2 separate regions of the Homo sapiens genome follow, and region 2 is linked to region 1. A link is an interaction called in ENCODE POLR2A ChIA-PET data of the cell type or tissue named here. Cell type or tissue: HepG2. All regions are shown on one strand.

Region 1 (8,000 bases):
CCTTCTCCAAACAGCCTGCCGCTGACCTTCCCGGCCTCTGTGTGGCTCTCAGGCCACCTCCTTATTGCTATATCTTGGAGCCTAAGGACTTCTATTTCTGCTCTGGGTCCAGTGCAGGGTGCCAGGACCACCACAGGGGTGCATGTGTGCATGTGTGTGTGCCTGTGTGTGTGTGTGTATGTTTGAATATGTGTGGTGTATGGGTATTTGTATGTGTGTATATGTTTGTGGAATGTTGTGTGTATATGTGCATGTGTGTGTGTGCGTGTATTTGTGTATGTGTGGAGTGTTGCGTGTGTGCACGTGTGTGTGGAGAGGGTGTATGTGTGAGATGTGTGTATGCCATGTGTGTGCGTGCATGGAGGGCTCTGCTTCCGGTTTCTGGGGTTGAGTAACTTTATGAGTGGTACTTAAAACCCTTCTGTTGTCCACAGGACAAAGTTCAACCCCTCATTTTTTTGGCAGAGAAGGCTGCCAAATTGGGGCCAGACTCAATCTTTTCATTTTCATCTCCTGCCAGTTCCTTACCAGACACCCTGTGCTCCAGCCACAAACGACCTTTTGCTGTTGCCCAAAAGAGCCCATGATCTTGTAAACTCCTAGACTCCTAGAAGATGCCAGGCCCACAGCCAGGGTTCCCCTTTCCGCTTTCCCTGCTCAGCTCATACTGGTGCGAAACTCTCCCAGGCCTGCCCTCCTCCCTGCAGGGTGCCTTAGCTTCTTCCATCCTTTGAGACAGGCTGACCACAGGTACTGTGGTGTTTGATTTAATGCATTCGTTATCTCAGGATTTGCTGCGCTTCTAGAGAAGTCCTGCAGACGAACCCGTCCTTGTATCACCAGCGCCTAGCATGGTGCCTGGAAGAGGGTGGGTGCTTGATGCTTCTCGCAGTGAAGGAGCAGAAGCTTAGGTTCTGTACTAAGATGATGCTTATATTGTGTAGCTAAAAGGGACCGTGCACACAACAGTGACAACATCAGTAATAACGTTTACTGAGCGTCTCCTGTGTGAAGAGTCCCTGTGCTCAGTGCTCTATGAATGGCATTTAATCCACACAGCTTATGTGGCGAGCTCCAGCATCCTCCTCCATCTACAGATGGAAGCATGAGGCTGGAGAGAAGTGACTTGGTCCAGACCACACAGCACGGGGCGGACCTGCGATGCTCACGGTAAAACTAGGGCAAGTTACTACTTGACTGATCTGCTTCTGTTCTAGAATCCGAACCCTCCTCAGCATTGTTTCCAAATGATGGTGGTTTTCAAGCTCCAAACGCCCAGCTTACCTGGGCATAGAAGCCTTCCTGCCGGCCCTCCCGTGGGCCCCAGGGTCTTTGCACAGGATTTTCCACACACAGTACAAGTCTGGGTCTCGGCTGAATGAGCGAGCACGGGATTCCCACATGCCTGTAAGAGAATTGCTAAATTTGCTTCAAGCGGTGTCACCCCCTCACTGCAGGTAGATCTAGTGAACTCAGGGAGAATCCACCGTGACCTACATCAGAAGGAAGTGGGACGGGGCGGTGGGTGGGGAAAACGCAAATGGCGCTCGCTGTGAATAGCAGTGTTGGAGAACATCACAGCCAGCAGTCGAGGATGAAAGGCATTTGATTTATAATAGACTCTCAAATTCACCCTGGTTCTTACGAGTTATCGTGTCTCCTGAAACCTCGTGGGGGCATCCTGCTGCTGGGGCCAGGAGGCAGGGAATGGCAGCCCAGGGAAATGAGGAATCCCGATCCTTCTCTCTGAGTCAAGAGAAGACAGACTTGCCCTACTTCTCCCATGGTGTCCTGGGAGAGCAGGAAGAAGGCATGGAGAAGGATGCCTTGTTCGCCGGCGGCAGAAGCTCCCTCTCAATGCCAGGCAGGACAGAGCCAGCATGTAGGGCGGCGGTCCCTTTAGCAAGAGGATGAACTGGGCTGGAGGTGCACTCAGAAATCCACCCAGAGGGAGTTTTCCTTTTCATGACAGTTTTCCTGAGGCTTGGTGGGGAAGGAGAAGAGGCTCTCAGTTGCAGGCGGTTCATTCATTCACCCATTAATTCATCTAACTAATAGTTACTGAGGGTCTGTGTCCCAGGAACCGAAGAAAGCACAGGTTACAGCAATGAGCGAACACAGTTGTGTGTCTCCTGCCTGCAGGTAGCTGCGGCCTCGTGGAGAAAATTGAAGTCAGATGATTATCGTGCGGGGTGAGAAAGGAGGGTGAGAACCAAGTGCTGTTCACTCATCATTCATTCATTCTCTTGTTCAGGGGGTGTGGAGCACTGGATGGGAGCTAGACATCCCTCTAGACCTGTGCTGGCTGGAAGAGTAGCCGCTGCCATGTATGGCTATTTACATTGAATTAAAATTAGACCAAAGTAAAAATTCAGCTTGTGAGGCACGTAGCCACACTTCAGTGCTCCGTAGCCACGCGTGGCGAACAGCTCTTGTACTGGAGAGTGCCGATGTAGAACATTCCCTGCATCGCGAGAGCTCCCTGGATGGTGCTGGGCTGCAAAGGCCACTCCCCCGGGAGTGCACAGCCTTGCGGTATTAAAGACCGGCACATATTCTGTGACAGTACAGGGCAGTCTGGGCTGGGATGTGGGCACACAGATGTGGGATGGCCGAGCCATGCCTGGGCTCCCGGAGGCAGGGAGGTTTCAATGGTGTTTAAGTCAAGTGAGGAGGATCTGGGGCAGAGGAGGAGAGGGATAGCATATCTGGTAGAGGGAAGCACATATGTCAAGGCCTGGCCTCCAGAAAGAGAGACGGAAGGGGTTCAGCGCGGCTGGGTCGTAGACCATGTCATGTTTATGTGGCCGAGGGCATGGGGTGTGTGCAGCGAGGGTGACTCTGGAGGGGGACACAGACCAGCTCCTGCAGATGCTCTGCCATCTCTGCAGAAAGACCCCCGCTCCAGGCTCCCTGCTGGCCCTTCCAGTCAGATAGAGGGTCTTTGCAGGCCATCTCTTGCTGTGGGCACGCTGAGCAGAGGGTCCCAAAGCCAGTGACAACCAGTTCAGAGGAGGGCCTGGTTTGCGGGGTCAGGGCTGGACACCTTGCTCAGAGGGGTAGCTGGGCCTTGGAGACAAACTTACCGTTTCAGGCAAAAGCGAGGGTTTGCAGGTGGAGGGTGGGAAGCGGGGGAGGAGGAGGAGGAGGAGGAGGAAGGAAGGGATCTCCTCAGAAGCCTGCAGGGTCCAGATTGAGTGTCCGTTAGTTCAGTGTACCCAAGAAAACACTTCAGGAAATGGCCCCTCTTCCCTTTGGGGAAGTGCAAGATGAAGAAGAATTGGAGAGGCTGGCTCACAGTTGTGGGGCAGTGAGGGGGAATTTGGCAGACACCGAAATTGGACACTGGGACCCTTGGCCTGGGACCAGCTTGTGCCCCAGGGCCAGGTGCTGTGGCAACAAAGGAATGCCCAGGGAGCCAGGCAGGCCTCTTCAGCTCTGCTCTTCCTGTCACCCGAGCAACTCGCAGCCTCTGATCCCAGCCTCCTCTGCAGCACGCCGGCAATCATGTCATGCTGTAAAGCTGTTGGAACAATTTCCAGATCATTACAGCGGCTGGCATTTATCTAGGGCTTACCTTGACCCAAGCATTGTAGTATATACATCATGATTTTTCAGCCTCAGCTCTACTGACATCTAAGGATGGATCACTTTTTTTTTTTTTTTTTTTTTGAGACAGGGTCTCCCTCTGTCCCTCAGGCTAGAGTGCAGTGGTACAATCATGGCGCACTGCAGCCTCGACTTCCTGGGCTCAAGCGATTCTCCTCCCTCAGCCTCCTAAGTAGCTAGGACTACAGGCACAGGCCACCACTCCTGGCTAATTTTTAAAGTTTTTGTAGAGATGGGGTCTCGTTTTGTTGTTCAGGCTGTTCTCGAACTCCTGAGCTGAAGCGGTCCTCTTGTCTCACCTGCCTCCCAAAGTGCTGGGATTACAGTGTGAGGCACCAGCCAGCTGGATCAGTCTTTATTGCGGGCACTGTCCTGGGCATGGTAGGACATTTGGCACCATCCCTGGCCTCCACTCACTAGATGCCCACAGCACCCTTCCACCCCAGTTGTGACAACCAAAAATGTCTCCAGGCCACGTGTGGTGGCATGCACCTGTAATTCCAGTTCCTTGGGAGGCTGAGGTGGGAGGATCACTTGAAGCTAGGAGTTGGAGACCAGCCTCAGCAACATAGGGAGACCATGCCTCTACAAAAAAAAAAAGAAAAAAAAAAGCCAGGCATGGTGGTGTGTGCCTGTAGTCTTAGCTACGTGGGAGGCTGAGGCAGGAGGATTGCTTGAGGCCATGAGTTCAAGGCTGCAGTGAGCTACGATCATGCTGCTGCACTCCAGCCTGGGTGACAGAGCAAGATTCTGTCTCTGAAAAAAACAAAAAGGAAAAAGGAAGCTGTGTCTGGACATTGCCAAATGCCCCCCGTTGGGAACCACTGCTTTACACATTGACTCCTTCATTCTCATAGCAACCCATTTCACACACGAGGATTGACTTGGCACCACAGCTGGACCATTGGTGCTGAGGTTTGAACCCAGGTCTGTCTGCATGGGCCTGTACTCAGTTCCTGGATCTATTTTACTGCAGGCTTAGGTGGAAAGGGCGTGGCCCAAAGCCAGATGTGTAGTAGGTAGTCAGGGAAAGGGGCTTTTCTGATGATTTGTCACTGGCTTATTCAGTCAACAAACCAGACCCTAAGTGCAGGTTGCAGGATGAGGAGGGAGCCGGTCAACCTGCAGGAGCACCTGGGTGACCAGCCTGAGGGTTGATGGAGCCATTTGTATTTCTTAGGCAATGATTAACCTGGTTGAGCTGGTAAATCATTCGATAGAACCTTACCCTGGAAAATGCCGGGCTTGCAAATGGGGGGCCGTTGGTTTCACATCTGCTGTTTCTTCATTGGACTTTGTCACCCATGAGGTCAGGAGCCAGCAGCCGAGGGCCGTTGGGAAATTCTCCTTGGGCAGATAGCTGCCACTTTTCCTTGCTAGCCCTGGAGTGCTGTACGTGCCCCAGGAAACTGTCCCATGTAGGGGATTTTCATGGCTGGGCTCTGTGTGTGTTGGGGGCGGGGGGCGGAGGATATTGAAGAAGCGGCCCTGAGTGAAATGCCAGTGGTCCTGAGAGGCGGGGCTGAGACCTCCTCTTTATTTATTTGTCTTTGGAAATTGTACCATTCATGATGAAATCGCCCCTAAAGGACACAGGCAGCAAGGACTGGCCTTTGCTAGACCTGGTAAGCTGGGCAGACCGAGCCCAGAGCAGGGCCTGGGTGCCCCAGCAGGGCACAGGGTGCTGGCTGGTTCCTCTGAAGGCAACTGCGCGTTCTCTTCCCATGTGGAGAAACCAGGCAAATGTGTGTGTGCATGCGCGCGTGCATATGCCAGTGTGTATGTTTGTACATGTGTATTTGAATGTGTGTGTGCAGTGTGCTGTGTGTACATGCTTGTGCATTTGTGTGTGTGTGTATGTGCACACAAGCCTGTGCCGTCCAAGTGCCCATGTGCATATTTAAATGCGCTCACCCGTGTGCGTGGGCAAATGTGTGCACATCTACATGTGTGTCAGAATTATTGTGCGTGTGCCTATGTGATGTGATTTCACCCCACCCCTATGGCTGTAGGACGAAGGCAGTACACACTGAGCACCCTGCCCATGCCCTCGGTAGCACTCCTTCTTTCCTTACTGTTCCACAGTGGATACAGAGAGACCTGAATTTAATACCCAGCTTTGCCAGTTACTCATTGCATGATCTGAGGCTGGTCATGCAAGCTCTCTGAGCCTCAGTCTTCTCATCCGTGAAATGGGAGAATAAGGAACAGCACTGGTGTGGAGTGGCATTGAAGGTCATGGGTCATAGGTGTGTGTGTGGCTGGGGCCTGCCTTAGGTGGCAGTCAGTGATGGCATGCCCTCCCAGCTTTGGGAAGGTCTGGCCCTGTCCATGGAGGTGCAGGAGGGTCGCAGGGCTTTAGTTGCTTCTTTCTGCTCATGCCCCCCTCCCACTCTTGGCTGGGAAACCTTGGCAGCACTGGGCAGGATGGTGTTGACAGGTCTTATCCCGTCAAAGAATGTCTATGTGGCTTCCACCCTCTGTGCTCTAGGTGTGGCCTGGGGTCACATGGCTGCTATTGCTAGGATAGACCAGGAGGACCCAGTGGAGCTGTTTGTGCTTCTGGAATCTACCTGATCAATTAGAAACTACTAGAAGGCTGAAGTCAGGGGCTTTGGTGACCTTGGCTTTTGCCCACTGGTGACCACAGCACTGTCATTCTGAAGTGATGCCTGGTTACAGCACATAGATTCTCCTTACACCCAGGAGAGGATGAAGAAAGTCCTAACCCCATTCTGTGCCCTCCCCAGTTCCATCACACACACCCCAGTTCCATCACACACACCCCAGTTCCATCACACACACCCCAGTTCCGTCACATGCACCCCAGTTCCGTCACATATATCCCAGTTCCGTCACACACACCCCAGTCCCGTCACACGCACCCCAGTCCCGTCACACGCACCCCAGTCCCGTCACACGCACCCCAGTTCATCACACGCACCCCAGTCCCGTCACACGCACCCCAGTCCCGTCACACGCACCCCAGTCCCGTCACACGCACCCCAGTTCCATCACATATATCCCAGTTCCATCACACGCACCCCAGTTCCATCACACACACCCCAGTTCCATCACATATGTCCCAGTTCTATCACACGTACCCCAGTTCCATCACACGCACCCCAGTTCCATCACACACACCCCAGTTTCATCACACACCCCAGTTCCATCACACACACCCAGAGGGTTCTGAGTAACCATGGGCAACCAAAAGCCAGGAAAATGGGGGGATTTCCTCTGCCTCCCAACTGTTTTCTGATTAGTCACTTCTAGCTAATTAGCAAGTGACAAATGGGACAATAAAGCTGAAAATATCCATTGGCTTCCTGGAATCCCAGCCACAGACATGGCACATGGGACCTGGCTGAGAAGCAGAAAAATGAAAAAACATTTGGGGTCCTGAGGAAGGAAGCACAGAGGACCACGTCGGGCCAGCCATGTCAGTGTGTGGCTGTAGGTGGCTGCAGTGTGTGCCTCAAAGACACACTGGGGCCGTGTGCAGTATGTGGGAGCTGTGGGAACCTGCTCTGTCTTCCGTTTTCTCTCCACACTGTCTGGAAGAAGTGATTTCATCTCACAGTCATTTGGTGACTAAGGCAAACTTCCCCCATCCAAGGTGGAAATTGTCACAGGGCCCTGGGGACATCATAGGGGTCTGTGTCCAAGGTGGCCTCTGCTTCCAGAGGTGGCTGAGGCCCCTGTTGTGGACAGTTCCCCTGGATGCATGTGGGTGACAGCTCCTGCTCCCATAGACAGTTCCCCATGCATCCTCAGATGGGTGAGGCTCTGCTGCTGTGACAAAGACTCCCCGGTCCAGGGACTTGAAACAACTTTGTTCTTGCTCAGTCACCATGGACGCTGTTCCCCACCGGCAGTGTGCAGGGGGGCCCTGGCTGGTGGGGTCCTTCCACCTGGTGACTCTGCAGCCTCGGCGGCAGGGGCAGGGAGGACTGGGGAGCCCAGCGCTGGCAGCTGCATCCTTTGGCTTTAGGAGGGACTTGTGTGACATCCTCTGACATCTGACTGTCCAGGCCCAGTTGTGTAGCGGTGGCCTGGCTGCAAGGGGGCAGGGAGTTGGAATCCTCCCCATACGTGGCAGTGGAAGGAAGCCAGAACTCTGTGCTCATTGGTAGTTGTCTGCCTGTCTCTGACGTCGGCTCACTTGGGCTGATAAGGGCTGGCTGGTGGTTCCCGAGGGTATCCTGTGTGTAGTGGGGATGTTCTTTTCCTGTGGCCTCTGTGACATGTTCCTTCAAACCCAGTGGCTGAAAACCACACAGATCAATCATCTTACAGTCCTGGAGGTCAGAAATCCAAAACAGATCCCCCTGGGCTATGTTAGGTGGGCTATGTTAGGATGTTTTCTCCAGAGGTTCTAGGGGACAGAA
Region 2 (8,000 bases), 92 kb before region 1:
AGACCCAGTGGAGTAGGGGAGTGAGGACCTGGACTTTGAAATCAGACAGGGGAGCTTGAATCCTGCCTCTGCAGTGTCCCAGGTGGTGACCTTGGGCAGGTCCCCTAGCCTGTGTCCTTATCTGTAAAGCGAGGATCAGAGAAACTTCCTCTTAGCATTGATGTCAGGGTAAATGAGGTGAGGCCTGGCGGTGCTTTCATGCCTCCATTCAGCAGTTAAGTGTCACCGTTCTAGGCACTCGGAAGAAAACAGGAGCCTGCCCTCGTGGAGCCTGTGTTGGTGGGAGTGGACAAACAACTAAGTTAAGAGCAAGTAATTATAAAATCCGATGACAGGGATCGTGGAGAAAAGCAAGCAGGGTGGGGCGAGTGGTGGGCTGCTTTGTACATAGTGGTCAGGGAAGCGGGTGATAGGACTTCCAGGGGGAAGAGCGTTCCAGGTAGAGGGAACAGCAATTGCAAAGGCCCTGAGGGAGGAGATCATCTGTGGAAATCACCCAGTAAAGTGGCTTGCACCTGGTACATGTTCTATGATTGTCAGTTTCCTTCCTCCTGCTCTGTGGAGCTGTTATTATCTGTTTAAAAAATTAATGAGTATGTAGAATGTGCGAGGTGATGGACACACAGGCAGCTCCTTGCCCCGTAAAGCTTCCATTCTTTTGCTTCTGTTGTGTGTTTTTTCTTTTGTTTTTTTTTTGTTTTGTTTTTTTTTTTTTTTTTTTGCAAACCTGGCTGCCTCCCAATAAATAGTGAAGAATAGCCCTGGTAGCAGTGCCTTAAGAGATTCTTAAATGACAAAGCCCAGCAGAACTTTGAAAACGCAACTCCCTTTGTCCATAACTACACTCTAAGGATCCTAGGATCTAGAACACACTAGTGCTCTGATTCACCTCTGGTTTTGCCAGCGAGGAAGGGGTGAGGGGAAGTGTGTCGGCAAAGACCCTTGCAGCTGGCTCAGCAGCCCACCTGGGATTCAAACCCAGACTCCTGCCTTCCCATGGCATCCTTTGTTCGTGGCTCTACTGCTTTCAAGCTACTGTCAGAAATGGTAGGGTGGACGGAGCGACTAAACTGATTGTGCTGGGCGAACTCTTTTTGGAGGGAAGCACGTGGTCTGGATCGTCTGGTCCCTGGTGGATATAGGATTTGAGTGTATGGAATCAAACAGCCATCTGGGTGCTTCCCTTGGGCTGGGCTGGCTGCATCCAGCTCAGGTGGGGTCATATGGAGAAGGAAGATCACACCGGGACTGCTGCTAGCTTCTCTGGGTGTCCTGGGCCAGTGCCAGTTTCCTTAGAGGTCCAGGATATCTGAAAATTGGAGCACACAGTCTGAGCAGACCCAGGCCTGGCTCTCCTCCCTCGCATGTTGGCTCCCTGTGTGGACTAGGTGACCCTGTTTACCAACACACACACCGGTGCGAGGCTCTGCAGGGAAGGAGAGCCACGGGTATGGAAGGGGCTGTGTGTTCCCCAGGCAGGCTAGCTGCCGTAACACGCAGCCCTGGCATCTGGGTGGCTTCATGCAGCCCAGTTCTTGCAGTCCTGCAGGGGTCTCCCGAGGGTTCTGCCCCCTCTTTTTCTTGTGAAATGGGTCTGCCCTCCCCTAGGTCCTTCATTGTCAGGGGGATGGGGAAAGAGTGAGCACCACAGCCAAGCCGTTTGTAGATCTGGCCGCTTGGTTGGCTAGAACTCAGACACACGGCCACACGGAGTGCAGGGGAAGACTTGGGAACATGGTTTACATGTGCGTCTGGGAGGAAGAGGAGAGCATGGAAGCGATGACTACTCCCACCCCAGCATCCTTGGGATGCAGCAGCAGATCTTGAGGTCTCCAGGGTGCCAAGAGCAGAGCTGCTTCCCTAGAAAGGAAATTCACATGACCGTGATCTCATCTGGTTCCTGGGTTTGAGGTTGGGGGCATTTCGGCCAAGCTTGCAGTCTTCTCTGGTGGGGAATAAAGTAGGGTGAGCAAATCCGTTGTAAGAGATGGACCTATATGTTCCTGGTTGCAACGATATTTATCGTATCCCTACTGTGTGCCGGGCACAGTGCTCATTTAATTTTCACAACAATCCTGTGGGGTAGGTGTTTATTCCCATTTTACAGATGCTCTAATGGAGTCTCAGATAAAGAGAGCTGGGAGGAAGTAGAGTTTAGTGTCAAAGCCAGGTCTGACCCCGTGTCTGTGTGGGTCCATCAATGTATATGCACCTGGTAGATGCACATGAAACTATTTCAGCCTCCTGCAGAAACATCTTAGGTAGAAATAAGTGAGCTTTTCAGTTTAGTGTTTGCCAAGGTTGGCGGACATTCCTTTGTGATTTTGTCAAAAAAGTTAAGGGAACCGATGTGGGAAATTGAATGCCAGCTATTCGTAAAGGGTAAGCATTAGGTGTATAACTTGAACACCATATATTATTTGTGCAAATTGAGTGTTCTGGGGCACTGTTCTTGCATAGTGAGTGCTCTCAGGCATGGCACTTGGAAAGTCAGACATACTCTTCCCTCCCAAGGGACTCATAGTTAAATGGGGGTATTACAATTATGATACACCATTGAACAAAGCACATTGCTTAGAGAGGTTTATGTCTTGTCCTGTGTTTGGACGGAGGAAGAGACGCCATCATGGGGGTGGGGAGTTTCAGGAAGGACTTCTTTGTAGGAGACAGGCATCTGGATGGAGAGGTAGGATGGAGACTGATGGAGATGAGGGTGGCAGGTCGGAGGTGGGAATGAGCAGAGGGAACAGTGAGCAAAGGGACAGGCCAGAGCGGCTGGGCACATTCCGGGAGTCTGTGCAGTTTTTATGGGGTGGACACCGTAAGACGGCATAGGAATTAAAGATAGAGGTGGGTTTGCCTCCTAGAGCAGAGTCTACCAGTGTGGGGTGATTAATGCTGGGTAAACCCATGCACCCTGGGGCGGGTGGTGCTTTACGATGCAGAGAGACTAAGGACTGGCCGGCCAGCCGGGAGCCCGGGATGTCACAGATTGGAAGGCTTAGGAGTGCAGGGATCTCCGAGTCGCCAGGACCAGGCAGTTAGTCACAGTAGTGACCGTGCAGCGGCCACTCGTGTGATTAGTGTGTTTCCTCTTGCCAGGGGCTATGCTATGCAGGTTTTATCAGTGATCCGTACAACCCAGTTAGATACTGTTACTCTCTCCATTTTACCGATGGGGACACTGAGGCACTGCCCCTCAACAGACATAGTTTGGATGAATGAACAGCTTGCCTAGTTGGGAGGTCCGTCCTGTTGGAAGGGGAGAGGGACCCACGGAGAGGGAGGCGCAAGCCCAGATCTCTACCCCTCCACTTCCTTGTAACCCCACGGGCCTCTGGCCCTCTGCGTAAGTGCGAGTTCTACCACTCCCCTGCTGCAGGGCTCTGTCCGTACTGAAAGCAGGGGATTGCGTACATGGTGTCTCCAACACATGGCCCAGCTGTGGTGCACACAGCCTTTCTCGGTGTGCACACAGGCCCTAGGATTCCGAGCCCACCCCTGTGGCCTGTGAAGAGTGGTGGTAATGGCGTCAGGCTGCTGGGCTCAGCCTGGTGAGCTCCTGGTGGGCTTTCCACTAGAGACCCCTGCTACTCCAAATCCCAGGCCTGAGCTGTGGCTCACAGGACCCCTTTCTTGAACCTTCCCTTCAGGGAGGCCTGGTGGGAAGGCCCTGCCTAGGCCTGTGCTGTCTCGAAGGTGATCCCATCAGGCTGGACCTCAGGGCCAGGGACACAGTTGGGCACCTTGTAGGCGACGCAGGAGTGGCACTCTGCCTCTTGTCTGCAGTGGGGGAAGTGCAGTGGGGTCTCAGCTGGCAGGTTACAGGGGCAGGTCTGCCCATTGGAAAGGGGAATGATGACTTGTTGACATCTGTTTGTCGCCCTGGTTGGTTCATGTTTCACGACCCTGTGACTGAGGCTTGCTTCAGGGTAGGAAAATGGAAGAGCTCGAACTGTCCCAGCAGGCTGGTGGCAACTGAGCTCGGGGAGTCCCAGCAGGGCCAGACAGAGCCCAGAGCCAGATGATAGTCATGTCCAAGGTGAGTGGAGGGGACCGCGGGGTAATCATGACCATTTCCTCCAGTCATTCTCAGACCTTTAGGCGTGTGCGCATTTCGTCCTCTCATCAGCCCCGTGAGGCGTTAGCAGGGGAAATGGAGACCTCAAGAGTTCAAGGTTACACAGCTGGAACCCAGGCAGCCTAACTCCAGAGCCAGTGGCCTCCAGATGTCACGACGAGTCCCTGGTGGGGTGTGAGCACAGGAACCCTGGCAGCAAGGGCCGAATCACCAGCAAGGCAACAGTAAGGATAGTGAGCACTTACCCAGAACCTGTTTTATGCCAGACACTACTAGAGCCCTTTGTGCAGATGTACATTCATCTAATCCTCACGATGCCCCTGCGAGGTGGTGCTGTCATTGTCCCCCTTATACAGATGAGCAAACTGAGGCCCGGAGAGGAGAGGTCCCTACTTACCCAGCTTGTAATTGTGGAGCGAGGATTTGACCCCAGGCTGTCTGGCTCCAGAGTATCACTGCCTGTGGCTGGTAAGCAGAGTTTTGGGGCTGCAAAGCAGAATGTCAGAAAGGCCCACAGTGGCCAGGCTGGCTGTGAGCTGAGAGGAGGGCCTTGTGGAAGGGAGAGCGTGTGGACAGAGCAGAAGGGTCTACCCTGACTGCACTGGGGCCCCTTCCGGGAGCTTCCTGGGCCAGCTTCCTGCAGACCCATCTCCGGAGGAGCCGTGGCAGAGGATCGCTTCTCACCTGCCCTCGTTGAACCTGGGGTGGTCACCTCAGCCTCCTCGCCTGAGACCACCTGACCCTGCAGAGCGCTCTGTCACAGCCGGTGGTGAGGACTGGATCACAGTGAGCACGAAGTTCAAAGTCTACTGTGGAGCGAGCGTCCCGCCCTGTCTGGCTTCTGGCCTCAGCTTCCCCATGCCTCTGACCTTTGGCACACGCCTCTTCTTTCTGCTTGGAACCCCTCCGACCCCCCCGCCAGTCAGTGGTTTTCCAGGGCTACCTTCCCCAGTTGGAGCCAGGGCTTGCTCCCCTGTGGCGCGGCACCACCCCAGCTGGGCAGCCAGGTCGCCTTTGCCTCTTGCCTTCTCCACTCCACATTTACCTCCCCTCTCTTGTAAAAGCAAAACTGAAGCCATCATACAGGGCTGACGACAATCTTACAAAATCAAGAAGAAAAAAATCCTCCCAGAATCCCACCACCTGGAAATCACCCGTATTAACCATGTGGGGTGGAGCCATCTACCCTTTCTCCTAAATGAGTGCGTGTGGCATAGGTACACAGGGAGCAGGAGGAGCTTTTATTCTAGGTTGGCCTCCACCTGCCAGGTGCTGGCCCACTGCTCCCCACAGTTGTAACAACCCGTGATACGTAACAAGCAGGCTCTGCCACATGTCCCCGGGGGGCCACATTACCCCTGGTTGAGAACTGCTGTGTTCATTCATTTAATCATCACACCTACCTCGTGAGGTCCCATTTTCTGGAGCAGGCAGGGGCTGCCCGGGCTGGCATGTGACAGAGCTGGGAACTCCTGCACCGTCCCACAGTCACCTCGTCTCTTCAGAACTGGCCCACAGGAGGTCTGAAAAACAATGTGGGGGCCTTAGGAGCCCTGTCCCCATGTCTGGCATGGTGTGGGGCCAAGAGCCGGTGGGCCACGGCACCCCAGGCCCCCAGAAGGAAATCCCAGCTGGCCTGGGCGTTGGCAAGCTCCCCCCTACCTTTGATCCCTCCCGACTGACCTCCCCCTCGCTGTCCCTGCCTTCGCCCTGATGACTCAGGACTTCAGAGATCTGGGTTGTTGAAAAGGGGAATTACATCATGCCAATAAGAGAGAGGGGGAGAAATTAGCATTAGAAAGTTTTGGCGTAAGGAAAAATGACTTCAAAACCTGCTTCTTGTGCCCTGTCTGAATTGAAGCAGGTTTTTGGGGGAGATGAGGAAGTGGGGAGGAGAGGGGATAGGGACCCTGGCTTCTCACCTCTTCTAAAGAGGCCTTCATCTGTTTGACCCCAGACCCATCCACGGCTGGGCAGTGGGTCCCTCTCCTTTTTATAGCTGAACCCCATCACCTGGAAGGCTATTAAAAAGCAAGGTTCTGGAGTTGGCATGCAGGTTCTACCCGCAGGCTTGGTGAAGGGGGGTAGGGGTCAGGGAGCACTGCAAAGACGAACAGTCTGGGGTTCTTCTGTTGCCCCCAGTGGTAAGCAGGGCACCCTCTCTGGGCCAGCACAGCCCTGGCTGGGGGCATGACTAGAGGAGGGGATCCCGGCTGATCTCAGTCCCACTGGCCTCCACTGGGTGCTCCTGCGTAGGGCCCTCCCTGCTCAGCCATTCTGGGAAGCTTTGCTTGAAGGGGATCAGGAAGGAGGAAACCCCCTGCCTCCACTTTGAAACCCGCACACTGTTTCCCCATTACGTCTTGCAGGGAGGTGGAGGCGTTAAATCCCCTGCCTGCCCAGGTCAGTCCTTCCCTAAAACAGGACAGTGATCGGGCAGGTTGATTAGGAGGGCTGGCCAGGCTTTTTGATCCAGACATTTCATATGAGGCCATTTAACCAGTGGTGTGATCCAGCTCTCAGTTTCCTCATCTGAAAGCTGGGGATATAAGAGTAGCCACTCCCTAGGATAAAGGGGAGAATACATGGAATTCTGAGAATAAAGGAGAGAATACATGGAAAGTACTTAGTAGAGTGTGGACACGTGGCATGTGCTCAACAGATGTTTGCTACCATCATCATCATCATCATGACCCCTACCATTACTGTCATCTCCGCTGTCACCATCACTGTCACCATCACCGTCACCGTCACCATCACTGTCACCATCACCATCACCATCACCATCACCATCACTGTCACCGTCACCGTCACCATCACTGTCATTACTGTGGCTACCGCTTCTCTTGTGTTGGGTTTGCCACCTGTATACCTTCCTGCTTCCTGCAGGACTGTGAGCTTGAAGGCAGGGTTTGGGTCCGTTTTTCCAGGAATACCCGATGTCAATAAAGGCCTTTGTCTGTTGCATGGTGGGGGACCTTGGCATCCAGGCTGTGAAGGGACAGGAAAGTCTCACAGTTTTCTTGGAAACCTTCTGGTGACCTTGGAGTCAAGGGAAGCTCTTCTTGGGTGTGCCCGTGGCCCTGTGCTGTGACCCTGCGCTGTGACCCCGTGCCGTGACCCTGCTCCGTGACCTCGCTCCGTGACCTCAGGCACCATTATTTGGAATGGGCTCTCAGCCCCTGTCCTAACCCCAGCCACCAAGCTCCCAACCCAAGCAAGATGGAAACCCGCCGTTGGGAGGATTAAGATATTATTGGTGGTTTTCACCTCAGCTTTCAGCAGCAGTGCTTGGGAAATAAGATTTTGATCTCGGAAAATATGATTTAAAAACAGAATTGAAAGTCGCTTTTATTTTCTAAACGATATTGCCCCTGACGCATGCACTGCCTCTGACTGGTGGCCTCCGGTCTGAGCACACCCGTGGGGTAAACTGCGTAGCAATTCCAGGGGTGTGCTCTCTGGATTTTATAGACTTCCACCCCAAGCAGGCCCTGCCTTTGATCCCCCACTCGGGTCTGCAGTGACAGAGCACCTGCTTTAGACCAAGCCCAGGAGGCTGCTGCTTCTTTGGGGAATTGTCTTAGCCTTTCCCACTCTTAGGAGGTGGCCTTGTCAGATGCCAGCTGAAGGGGTCTTCTTCCTCCGAGCCCTGCTGGGCTCACCTTTGAATGCCACAAACCAAACCCATGGACCAAGGGGACTTTGGCCACATCCCAGTGTCCCCTCCAGTGGGGAAGGGAAGTTCCTTTCCTTCCTGTTGTGTGAGGGCTAGGGGCACTGAGTCCCCACAAGGCCTCACCATGGAGGCTCTGAGAGGTGAGGTTTGGCTCCCCTGGCCACCCCAGAGTCAACACAGGGCCTGTGTGTTTTTCTTTGCCTCTGGGCCCATGTTCTATTCTTTCCAGCCTTTGCCTTG

The links. Peaks named below come from ENCODE experiments on the same cell type or tissue, not always from the same donor. Only the 100,000 strongest peaks of a DNase experiment are listed, where the experiment ranks them.
Region 2: POLR2A ChIA-PET joins it to region 1 with 18 read pairs; 8 of 35 experiments call an interaction of 5 or more read pairs at or near these places.

The regions. Positions count from the first base shown.
Region 1 is chr16:81,544,480-81,552,479 of GRCh38, forward strand. The region is part of intron 1 of CMIP (c-Maf inducing protein); the gene reads left to right. Among named protein-coding and RNA genes, the nearest start is that of MIR7854, 15 kb to the left of the region's middle. In HepG2, no CTCF peak of the experiment used is centred here; DNase peaks (open chromatin) are centred at 4,892 and 6,152.
Region 2 is chr16:81,452,184-81,460,183 of GRCh38, forward strand. The region is part of intron 1 of CMIP (c-Maf inducing protein); the gene reads left to right. Among named protein-coding and RNA genes, the nearest start is that of CMIP, 11 kb to the left of the region's middle. RefSeq lists enhancers at 3,509-4,193, 4,801-5,095, 4,880-5,564, 5,565-6,250, 5,621-5,915 and a silencer at 4,801-5,095. In HepG2, a CTCF peak has its summit at 84; DNase peaks (open chromatin) are centred at 128, 4,888 and 5,798; H3K4me3 peaks cover 28 bases.